3 separate regions of the Homo sapiens genome follow, and all the other regions are linked to region 3. Evidence: chromatin contacts called from ENCODE Hi-C data. All regions are on one chromosome and are shown on one strand. Each heading gives the region's core, a stretch centred on a gene start or an enhancer-like site at or near the end of the contact. The rest is flanking DNA. Distances are from core to core; before and after follow the strand shown. Region 1 holds the start of LINC03065 (long intergenic non-protein coding RNA 3065). Region 2 holds the start of TEX9 (testis expressed 9). Region 3 holds the start of RSL24D1 (ribosomal L24 domain containing 1).

Evidence for each region. Hi-C counts contacts between places; a loop is a spot of excess contacts on that map. Pooled maps may share reads with other maps.
Region 1: a loop to region 3 is called in a pooled map, with 4 times the contacts of the local background. The contact joins the promoter of LINC03065 here to the promoter of RSL24D1 in region 3. A Hi-C loop is called at or near these places in 5 of 50 pooled maps.
Region 2: a loop to region 3 is called in a map with no recorded cell type, with 9 times the contacts of the local background. The contact joins the promoter of TEX9 here to the promoter of RSL24D1 in region 3. A Hi-C loop is called at or near these places in 2 of 37 single-sample maps with no recorded cell type and 7 of 50 pooled maps.

The regions. Positions count from the first base shown.
Region 1 is chr15:56,885,549-56,888,720 of GRCh38, reverse strand. LINC03065 (long intergenic non-protein coding RNA 3065) reads right to left here and starts at 1,653. Exons shown (of 2, transcript NR_183870.1): 1 at 1,551-1,653; 2 at 500-965. It overlaps TCF12-DT (TCF12 divergent transcript), which reads left to right. Exons shown (of 4, transcript NR_015419.2): 4 at 797-2,551. RefSeq lists a silencer at 1,180-1,609 and an enhancer at 1,730-1,819.
Region 2 is chr15:56,363,189-56,366,697 of GRCh38, reverse strand. TEX9 (testis expressed 9) reads right to left here and starts at 1,272. Exons shown (of 12, transcript NM_001395496.1): 1 at 1,221-1,272; 2 at 1,028-1,119. The coding sequence starts at 1,247. RefSeq lists enhancers at 979-1,028, 1,569-1,618, 1,629-1,808.
Region 3 is chr15:55,195,675-55,198,699 of GRCh38, reverse strand. RSL24D1 (ribosomal L24 domain containing 1) reads left to right here and starts at 1,759. Exons shown (of 6, transcript NM_016304.3): 1 at 1,759-1,890. The coding sequence starts at 1,810. RefSeq lists enhancers at 1,795-1,954, 1,748-2,639.

The sequences.
Region 1 (3,172 bases), core at 404-2,903, 1.7 Mb before region 3:
GTTAAAAGTAAATGCCAAGCATGCACATACTCATCACCCCATCTCCAGCCTTATTTCTAACTGTTTTTCTGGCTTACTGCACAGCATTCACATTGGCCTCCTTTCTACTAATTCAGACTCACCAAACTGTCTCTGGCTGCAGAGCCTTGGCACTTGCTCTTACTTCTGCCCAGAATCTTCTCCCCAACCCCCCCAACCCCAATATTTGCTTGGCTTTCTACCTCATTTATCTAGACCTCTGTTTAAACATAACTTCCTCAAAGAGGCCTTCTTCAATCAACTTATCTAAAATATAAAATAATGTTCAACTCTCATCTGCATACTTCGTCCTTCTGCTCTTTTTCTTCATAGCGCTCTTCCCTACATGACATTATACAATTGTATATGATTGTAAATGTACTATCTCCCCCACTAGAGCAACTGTAATGAGGTTCCATGAGTGCATTCGTTTTACTCACTGACGTATGTCTGATAAGTAGAACAGAGCCTGGAACAAACAAAGCCTTCAGTAAGAGTTTATTTCATGATGAATGAGTGAAATGCAGTAATTAAGATGAAAAGAAAAAAAATCACAAGAGGTCCAAGTTTAAGTCACAATTCCTAGAACATGCCTATCATTTCACCCAAAAACTCTGCTTAAGGCTCTCATTCTGGCTGCATCTCCTCAAGGGGAAGGGAATTAAGGGAAGTTTGCTACTGCCAAGGAAGGGACTTGGGATACTTTCCTGGATGATAGTGGTAAGAATGCTGTTTTCTCCACAATTACTTCGTTAATAAGAGACATGTCCAATTCCAGACTTCACAGGGTTCCTTCTCCAGCTGAGCTCCAAGTGGAGCTTTGAGAGAAAAACAGAAGGGTGATGGCTAGAAGACTCAGGCTTCCAAAGTATTCCTCTCCTGAGTATCAGCTACCAGGTGAATTTCACAATGAGGATGACAACTTGGAAGGGGCAAGAGTCACGTGCCTGAGGGGAAAGGTCACCAGGGTGCAATCTCTGTTAATCCTTCTCTATACCCAGCTTCCCGATGCGGCCTGTACAGAAACAAGCACGCAGGCACTTAAGAGGACAGTGGTTTCACCGTGTCCCTCCCGGCGGCGCTCCCCACCTTTCCTTCCTCCCCACACGCCCCTCCCAGGCTGCAGGCTTAGCAGCCGACTTCCGCTGATCCCGGCTGGAGGGAGCCTGGAATCCAATTACTCTTCCCTAGGGAGCGCAATCCACCCGTCTGGCCGCAAAGAGCGGAGCCGGGGTCCGAGAGCCGCACAGGCCGGCCCTGCTCCGCCCGCCCCCACTTCCCGCCACCCCTGCCTCGGGCTCGGCAGCCCGGGCGGGGCGAGCAGAGCCGCGTAGAGGTGCGCGGCACTGCCGCCGGAACTATTTGTCCTTCCGCGCGCGGCCCGGCCCGGCGGGGCGAGAGGTTCGCGGCGCTGCATCCCGGGCGCCGACGTCAGCCGGGCTGAGTGGCAGGAGATTAGCCAAGGGCTTCCCCCGCCGCGCGTCCGGGCCAATCGGCTCCGCGGGCGGTGCTCCAGGGACGCGCACACGCACTTTCCAGAATCCACGCCTCCCAGCAACAGCCTCCAGCACCGCGACGCTGCCCTTCCGGCCCGCTTTCTTCGTCCGGCCTGCTACGGCTGCGGGCTTGGACCCTGGCCTCTAGTCTCCTGCGTGCTGCTCCCTAAAGTGACAGGGAAACGGGGCAAGAGGTCCAAGGGTTCCGTAGGAGAAAGAGTATCTGTGGCTCTCCCACCGTCCCGGCTTCCCTAACGGACTAGGGAGTGAAGCTCTGGAGATGGATCTTTGGGAGGAAAAAACTGGACCTCTCTTCGGGTTCTTTAGAGTTTAGGTGGAGAACTCTTTCAGTACCATTGAGTGTTCTCTAGTAAGAGGATCTTACACTGTTGGGTTTCTCACTTGCTTTAAAATTGTGGTCAGAGTACTTCATAAATCCTTTCCTTTCTGCATCTGGGGGAAGGAAAAAAAATGCAACACTCTCTTTACACATTGTCAGACTTTCGAGGCCGCAACGCAACTGACATACATGCTAGAAGGAGAAAGTGCTATATTATGCCTTGTGTCCTCTTTTGAATCACATTCTCCTGAGATGTGGCTGACCCTTAGGCCCATGGTGTTCCTGAATGTGATTGACATGCGTAGTTAGCAAGCTAGTGAGAGAGAACCAGGAAAATTGCTATCAAAACAATTACATACAGGGACATCAGAACAAACGCTTGAGACCACTGGGGAATGAGGGACCATCCCAGTTCTGCCACGGATGCCTTCGGGGATGGTGGCCAAGTCAGATCTTTGTGTCTTGTTTCTTCGTAGCAGATTGAATAGAACTATCTTCACCACACTCACTATTTCAAAGTGTGTTATAAACATTTCACTTAAGGTGAAAATGTTGAAGGTTTTATTTTGGGTGGAGGGAAGGTGGTGCCATTGAAAGGCACTCTCTGAAGGGAAGATTCTGTAAAAGGAAGCCATTTTATCTGCCTACAATTTGGTCATTTCAAAGAAATTCAATGTATATGTGTTAAGACTAATTTATATGCTGAGTTGTGTGCTATGTGGTCTTCATAAGAGTTATAATCTAGTAAACCCAGCTAACTCCTGCATTCTCAAACGGTTTCCCATGCCTGTGCCAGTTTCCATCCCTAAATTCTCGGCAGTTTCATTCCCTATTTCTGCTCAAAGGCTACAAACCATTGCTAGTTACAGGTACAGAACGGTGCTGCGGTGGGAGCTCCCCACTTGAGTCTAAACTGTGGCTGGAGTTCAGACGTGTGGATGTATCTGTGGAACTGATAGGGCAAGGCTCTAGAAGCCAATTGACTGGAGCGATTGAGGAGCCTCCTGGGACAGAACAAATCTTTGAGGAAGAAGGAGCCAGACACACTGAGCTTGAGCTAGGAACAAAGATAAAGTCTTGGGAAGGGAGGGGTCCTTTTGCATTCAGCCTTGTGTCCTGGCCCTTGTCTGAATCCAGTAGGAGTTGGGGAGGGGGAAGAAGATGGAAGGAGGCTATAAGTGAAAACTGAAATATCTGTTTCAAACTTTTTAACTTCCAGATTTCACATTCATAACACATGCCCTCACTTCTTCCTTTAGTAGAAAAAAAAAGGTATGAACAAAAGTGCAAACAACAGGAAACCTGACTAGAGGTGGAA
Region 2 (3,509 bases), core at 23-2,522, 1.2 Mb before region 3:
AAACGGAAGGGAGTTGTTAAAAGGCACTTTTTTATAAGGGTATGTATGATGGCAAATAAAACAGACATCGCCTCTGCCCTTGGAACTTACAGTCCAGTGGAGACAGACAAAAAGGAAATTCACAAATGAATTTATTGTAACAAATTATGCTAATTAGAAAGAAAAATCACTGAGACAATGAAAAAGACCAACAAGGGAGCCTACTTAGCATGGTCAAGGAAGGCCACTCACATTACAGGTTGAAGGCGTGTGTGACTGTCTCTTTCCTGAGATAGAAAGAAAACCTGGAAGAGTTTTTGGAACTAAAAGGCCAGTGAAGCTGGAGAGTTTTAGGGGGAAAAGGGGAAGAGGGAATAAGATCAAATAGAGGAGGCAGGAGGAGCCACATCGATCAGAGCTTTTGAAATGCAACAGGAAACTACTGTAGAATTTTAAGCAAAGGCATGGTAGATCAAATTAAAAGATTACACTGGCTGCTGTGTGAAAACTTGGGGATGAGGAGTAGAATGGGCCAAGAATGAAAGCACCGTTGTCAGGATAGTTGTAATTACACTGAGAACAGATAAGAAAAGGAATATTTGAACGAGAATGGTAATTCTGATTGCAGTGGGAAGCATCCTTTCAATTTAGAAACCAACCTAAAGGAAATTTACACAAGGTAAACTCTATGAACTTGATATTAAGCGAAATAACCTAAACTATCAAGTGAACTAACTATTCGTGGCAATTCCTGCTACCCAAATAACTTCCAACAGTATCTTGCTGTTTACTTGGGCTACGTTTTAAATTAAACAACATGCTTACTTGGGCTAAATTTTCGCCCACTTCAAATATCTTCTAATACGCAGGCGAACTACTCAGATCAAAGACAAAGAAAGGATAAACGGCAGGTGAACGAGATGACGAGAAGGGAATGCTGCAGAGTGAGTGGTCCCGAAGATCCAGCCAGTCTCCAGAAAAAAGTACTTGTAAGCAGCCTCATTCAGATGAAAGAAAGAAGGAAAAGTTCAACCGCCGAATTTCTTACTTATATTCTTCCTCCAAGGCGAGGAGGTCGGGTCCAGGTGTAGAGGGTTGCTGAACGGGTGGCGGGAACGGAGTCCCTGGAACGCTGCTTCTCTGTAAAAGAGCCACAGACTTTCAGACCCGAAGTTAAAGGAAGTTAGGCGTCCTAGTCGCCGGAACCCAGACGCTCCCCAGGAGCCTGGAGTTGAACTGACCGTGAGACACAGACTTCGCCCCGCCATCTTCGGCGACTGCGACGCGGTTACCGAGGCAACGACGCATCTTCCCGCGAGAGTTTCCACATCCCGGTTGCCTCCCGCCCGGGCGCCTACGCCTTCCCACTCTCAGGTTCTGTGCTGCGAGCGGCGCGAGCCTCTGGCAGCGGGCTCGGCCTTTGCTCGCAGCACTCGGCGCTGTCCCAGGAACCCAGGAAGGCTTCCTAACTGCAAATTCGACTTAGTTAGTGCAAATTCTCAACTTGTGGGGGTTGAAAGAGTTTCAGCCAAAACAGGCAGGTCCTTTGCCGCTACTCTATAGAAAGCAAGCTGGTGAGGCAATCCCTCCCTGTTGTGCTTTTCAAACCGTTAGTGGCTAATCCGACCTTCACCCCGTTTGCTTAAAGTGAGCTCTTCAGTGGAATTCAGAAGTTTTGATTTCTAATTTTTGTTTACAGCATGCATGGCTAAGACTCAGGCTCTCAAGTTAGTCAACCTAAATTATTATCCTGGCACTGCCACTTACCAGTTATATGGCCTTGGGCAAATCACTCTGTATATCGGCCACTTCATTTGTCAAATGGAAGTGAGAATAGTGCCCACTTCACAGTTATTATGAGAAGCAAATGAATTCGTGCTTAGGATCATGCCTGAAACACGTAAGCGGTTAACAATTTCAATTGTTTTGGAATAAAATTGACATCCAAAAATAAACCGTGATATGATGTATGGTCATCTGATCTTTAGAAAGGGTGCAAGACCATTCAATGGGAAAATAATTGTCTTCAACAGATGGGGAGACAACTGGATATCCAAATGCAATTAGACCCTTAACTTCACACCATATACAAAAATTAAAATGTATCAAAGACCTAAACTTAGGAGCTAAAACTCTAAAGCTCTTCAAAGAAACTGTTGGTGTAAATCTTTATGACCTTGAATTACAATTCTGAGAATCCTTGATGGATTCTTAGATATGACACCAAAAGCAGTAGCAAAAAAAAAAAAAAAGAAAAGAAAAAAGAGGCTGGGCACAGAGGCTCATGCCTGTAATCCAAGCACTTTGGGAGGCCAAGGCGGGTGGATCACCTGAGGTTGGGAGTTCAAGACCAGCCTGACCAATATGGAGAAACCCCGCCACTCCTAAAAAAAAAAAATTAGCCGGGTGTGGTGGCTCATGCCTGTAATCCCAGCTACTGGGGAGGCTGAAGCAGGAGAATCGCTTGAACCTGGGAGGCAGAGGTTGCGGTGAGCTGAGATTGCACCATTGCGCTCCAACCTGGTCAACAAGAGCGAAATTCCATCTCAAGAAAAAAACAAAAAAAAGGAAAAAAAAATAGATAAACTAGACATTATCAAAACTAAAAACCTTTAGTTTCAAAAGATACCATAAATAAAGTAACAAGACCACAGGAAGAGGGGAAATTCTTGCAAATTATATATCTGATAAATAACTTGTGTCTGGACTATATAAAGAAGTATTAAAATTCAAAAATAGGTAGGTGCAGTGGCTCATGCCTGTAATATGAGCACTTTGGAGGCTAAGTCAGGAGGATCACTTGAGCCCAGGAGTTCCAGACCAGCCAAGGCAACACAGCAAGACTCCATCTCTACAAAAAAAAAAAAAGGAAATAGATAAATAAAAATTAGCTGGGTCCAGTGGTACATGCCTGTAGTCCCAACTACTAGGAGACTGAGGTGGGAGGATCACTTGAGCCAGGGAGATCAAGGCTGCAAAGAGCCATGGTCACACCACTGCACTCTAGCCTGGGTCACAGAGTGAGACCCTGTCTCAAAAAAAAAAAGAAAAACAATTTAAAAAAATTTTTAAAAAAGACAACCCAAGTTAAAAATGGGCAAAGAAATAGGGATTTCTCCAAAGAACATATACAAGTAGGCAAAAAGCACATGAAAAGATGCTCAGTATTGTCCTCAGGGAAATGAAAATTAAAACCAAAATGAAATGCCACTTGACACCCACTAGAATGGCGATAATCAAAAGGATGGATAGCCAGGCGCGGTGGCTCACACCTGTAATCCCAGCACTTTGGGATGCTGAGGCGGGCAGATCACCAGAGGTCAAGAGTTTGAGACCAGCCTGGCCAACATGGTGAAATGCTGGGAGATAGAAGTTGCAGTGAGCCGAGATAGCACCACTGCACTCCAGCCTGGGTGACAGAGGGAGACTCCATCTCAAAAAAAAAAAAAAGGATGGACAATAACGTGTAGAGGAGGATGTAGAGAAACTTGAACCCTCATAAACTGTTAGTGGGAATGGGAAAATTGTGC
Region 3 (3,025 bases), core at 510-3,009:
AATTTAAATATTTGGGCAGTGGCACATTAACAAATAAAACGATGGAACTGAGTCCAGAAATGGAGCCATAGATGTGACATTATGAGTGAGTGGGGGAAAGGATGCTTTATCAACATACAGCACTGAGGGAAAGACACTGGAGTCTTATGTCATTTATACTTAAATTCCAGACGAGTTGAAAATTCAAATGCAAAAAAATGAAACTACAAAACATAAGAGAAAACATTTTGAAAAACAATTTTGGAGTGAGAAGTGCAGTTTAAAGGAAAGTACCAAATCCAAAATCATAAAAAAATTGGATAAATCTGAATATATAAACAACATATTTCTGCATGGAAAAATACCATGAGCAAAGCTTAAAACATTGATAGGGAAATAATTTCTAAATGCATGTCAGCAAAGGACTAACCTTAACGTGTAAAGTGCTGTTGAAAATCAACGAAAGAATAGAAAACTGCGTAGGACCTGAACAGGCAATTCACAGAAAAAAGCTGAAAAACATTGTGAAAGATTCTTAACATCATTTGTAATTAAATTCAAGTTGAAATAATAATAAGATAAATTTTCATCTCAGGTTGGCAAAGATCACTTTTCACAGCGGGGTAGTGAAACAGACATCTTATTTGTTGATGCTGAGTGTTAATTGGTAAAAACTTTTGGAAGGCAATTTAGTATTATCTGCCAAATTTTAAAACTATTTATCTATATCCAGCTCCTCTGATCCAGCAGTTCTACATAAACCCTCTCCTGAAAAAGCGTACCAACAGATACTTATTATATCAAAAGATAAGAATGCCCATCGATTAGTGACCAATTAAAATACTTTCATACAATGGCATATATATATGAAAAAGAATGTTAAATACCCTTTTACAGTAAAATATGTATCAAATGCCTATTATGTGCCAGGGACTGTTCTAGATACTGGGATGTAGTTGTAAACCAAACGAACTGAAATCCCTGCCCCTCATGGAGCTCACATTCCAATGAAGGGATACAAGGTAACAGCAAGATGCAGAAAAGAGTAAATAGCATATTAACTAGTATTATAAAGAAGAGGACGTAGAGACAGGCAAACACACAAATATACATGTTTGCCTATGCACAGAAAAGCTCTGGCAGGTAATAAATGGAACTGTTTTGCCCCTGGGGAGGAAGACCGCAGGTCTAGGGAGGGAGTCGTAGTTTCCGGCGAAAATATTTGTTTACTACATATGCATATTAATTAAAATGGGGGGGAGGCGGATAACACGATTTTATATTTAAAAAAATTGCTGGTAAAGTCCTTGGAGCATCAGCAACTCAACCGTTTTCATTGCAATGTTCGAAGCAACGCTGGATTGCAGGGTCTTCGCCGCTTACACCCTGCAAATCACTGTGGGACGAGAATCGAGGGCTGGTCTAGGGCAGGCAGTAGACAAATGAGTTAAGAGAGTGCTCTCGAGAGCACTCCGAGGCAAAGCACAAACCAAAGATACATAATACTTGCATAAATGCCGACACACAGAGAGAAAAAACTAGGCGCTGTGAGAGCAAGTTCACAAGGTGGCGCAGAACCACATTTCCCCAAAGTAACAGCGAACAGGTCTAGTCTGCAGCTCTGCGCCTGCGTCAAACGGCAGCGCATTTGACCACACGGCCGCCGGAGGCACAGTCGTGTTCGCATCTGGTCTAACAGACCCGCGAGAACGAAGGACGCTTGCCTTTTTCCGGTCGGGGAAGGGGGAAGAAGGTAACTTCCGGTGACGGGGTTGCATCACTTCCTCTCAAGCTTGGCGTTTGTTTGGTGGGGTTACACGCGGGTTCAACATGCGTATCGAAAAGTGTTATTTCTGTTCGGGGCCCATCTATCCTGGACACGGCATGATGTTCGTCCGCAACGATTGCAAGGTAAGGCGGTCGACACCAGTTCTTGCTTCAGCCTAGCTCCCGCGGTTCCTGGGCGCGGCGGCTCGGTGCTGGGTGCTTCTGCGTCTGCCGTGTTTGGCCCGGGTTCCTCCCGTTGTTCCCCTGGGAGGGTGGCTTAACTGGGCCTCCGTTCTCAACGTTCCGCTTCGGGGGTTTCTCCTTGCCCGTCTTCCGAGCGGCGCTGGCCACCACGCCACCCTTGGGTGGCGTTGGCAGCGAGGAACTTCAGGAGCGATCCCAGCTAGCGCCTACCAGGAATCTTGGATGTCTGTGAGGGCTGTTTGGCCACTCATGTACTTGGGCCAAATTCTTGAATCCAGTAAACTTTGTTGAGTGTATACCCTGTCAGGCATTACACTAAGGTCCATACTAAAGTGTAGAGGTTGATGGAAGTGTTCCGTATTGCTTAATGGTAGAGTTATGTATTAAGTTACTGCAGGTGAGTTGGGGAGGGTCCTGTACGGAAAGACTCAGCATAGAGGTGATATTTATCTTGGATCCTGAATTTTGCGGAAGAAAGCGGAGGGGGCCTTCTAAGTGGAAGGAAAGTGAACATTTTGAGAAAAGGCAGAGAACGGAGCAAATACATTTGTTTGAGGAAGTGACTGGATTGTAAATGATGATAGAGCCTTGGGCGTAGGGCTACAAGTATAATAAGTCTGTAAACGTAAATAATAAATATGAGTCCTAGTTGTGAAAGACGTTTTGAATGGTACATGAATTTGTCCTGTCATTACAGAATGAATCCCGTTCCTCTCTTTCTCAGAGAAACACATTGTTTCTCAGAATTTGATCTCTTACGTTTGCTTCTGAATTACTGGGCGTTTACAGATTCCTGGTTTTCACCAGATCTATTGAGTTGGAATCTTTGGGGGAGGGGAAGAGGGTCTAAGAATCTGTATATTAAGGTGAATTTGACGTGCTAAATAATTACAAGTCTGACTTCTTCACCTTATATCTCTGTAACAGATCAAAGATATTGACCTCATTAATTAGATCCAAGGGATTCAGCTGAAAGTGACGGACCAAAGCCATGTTTGATAACGTAAAAGAACCTAGAAGATTTTGAATACTTGCTCTCAGGAACATGATAAGAAGTTTATAAAAATGAACCAAA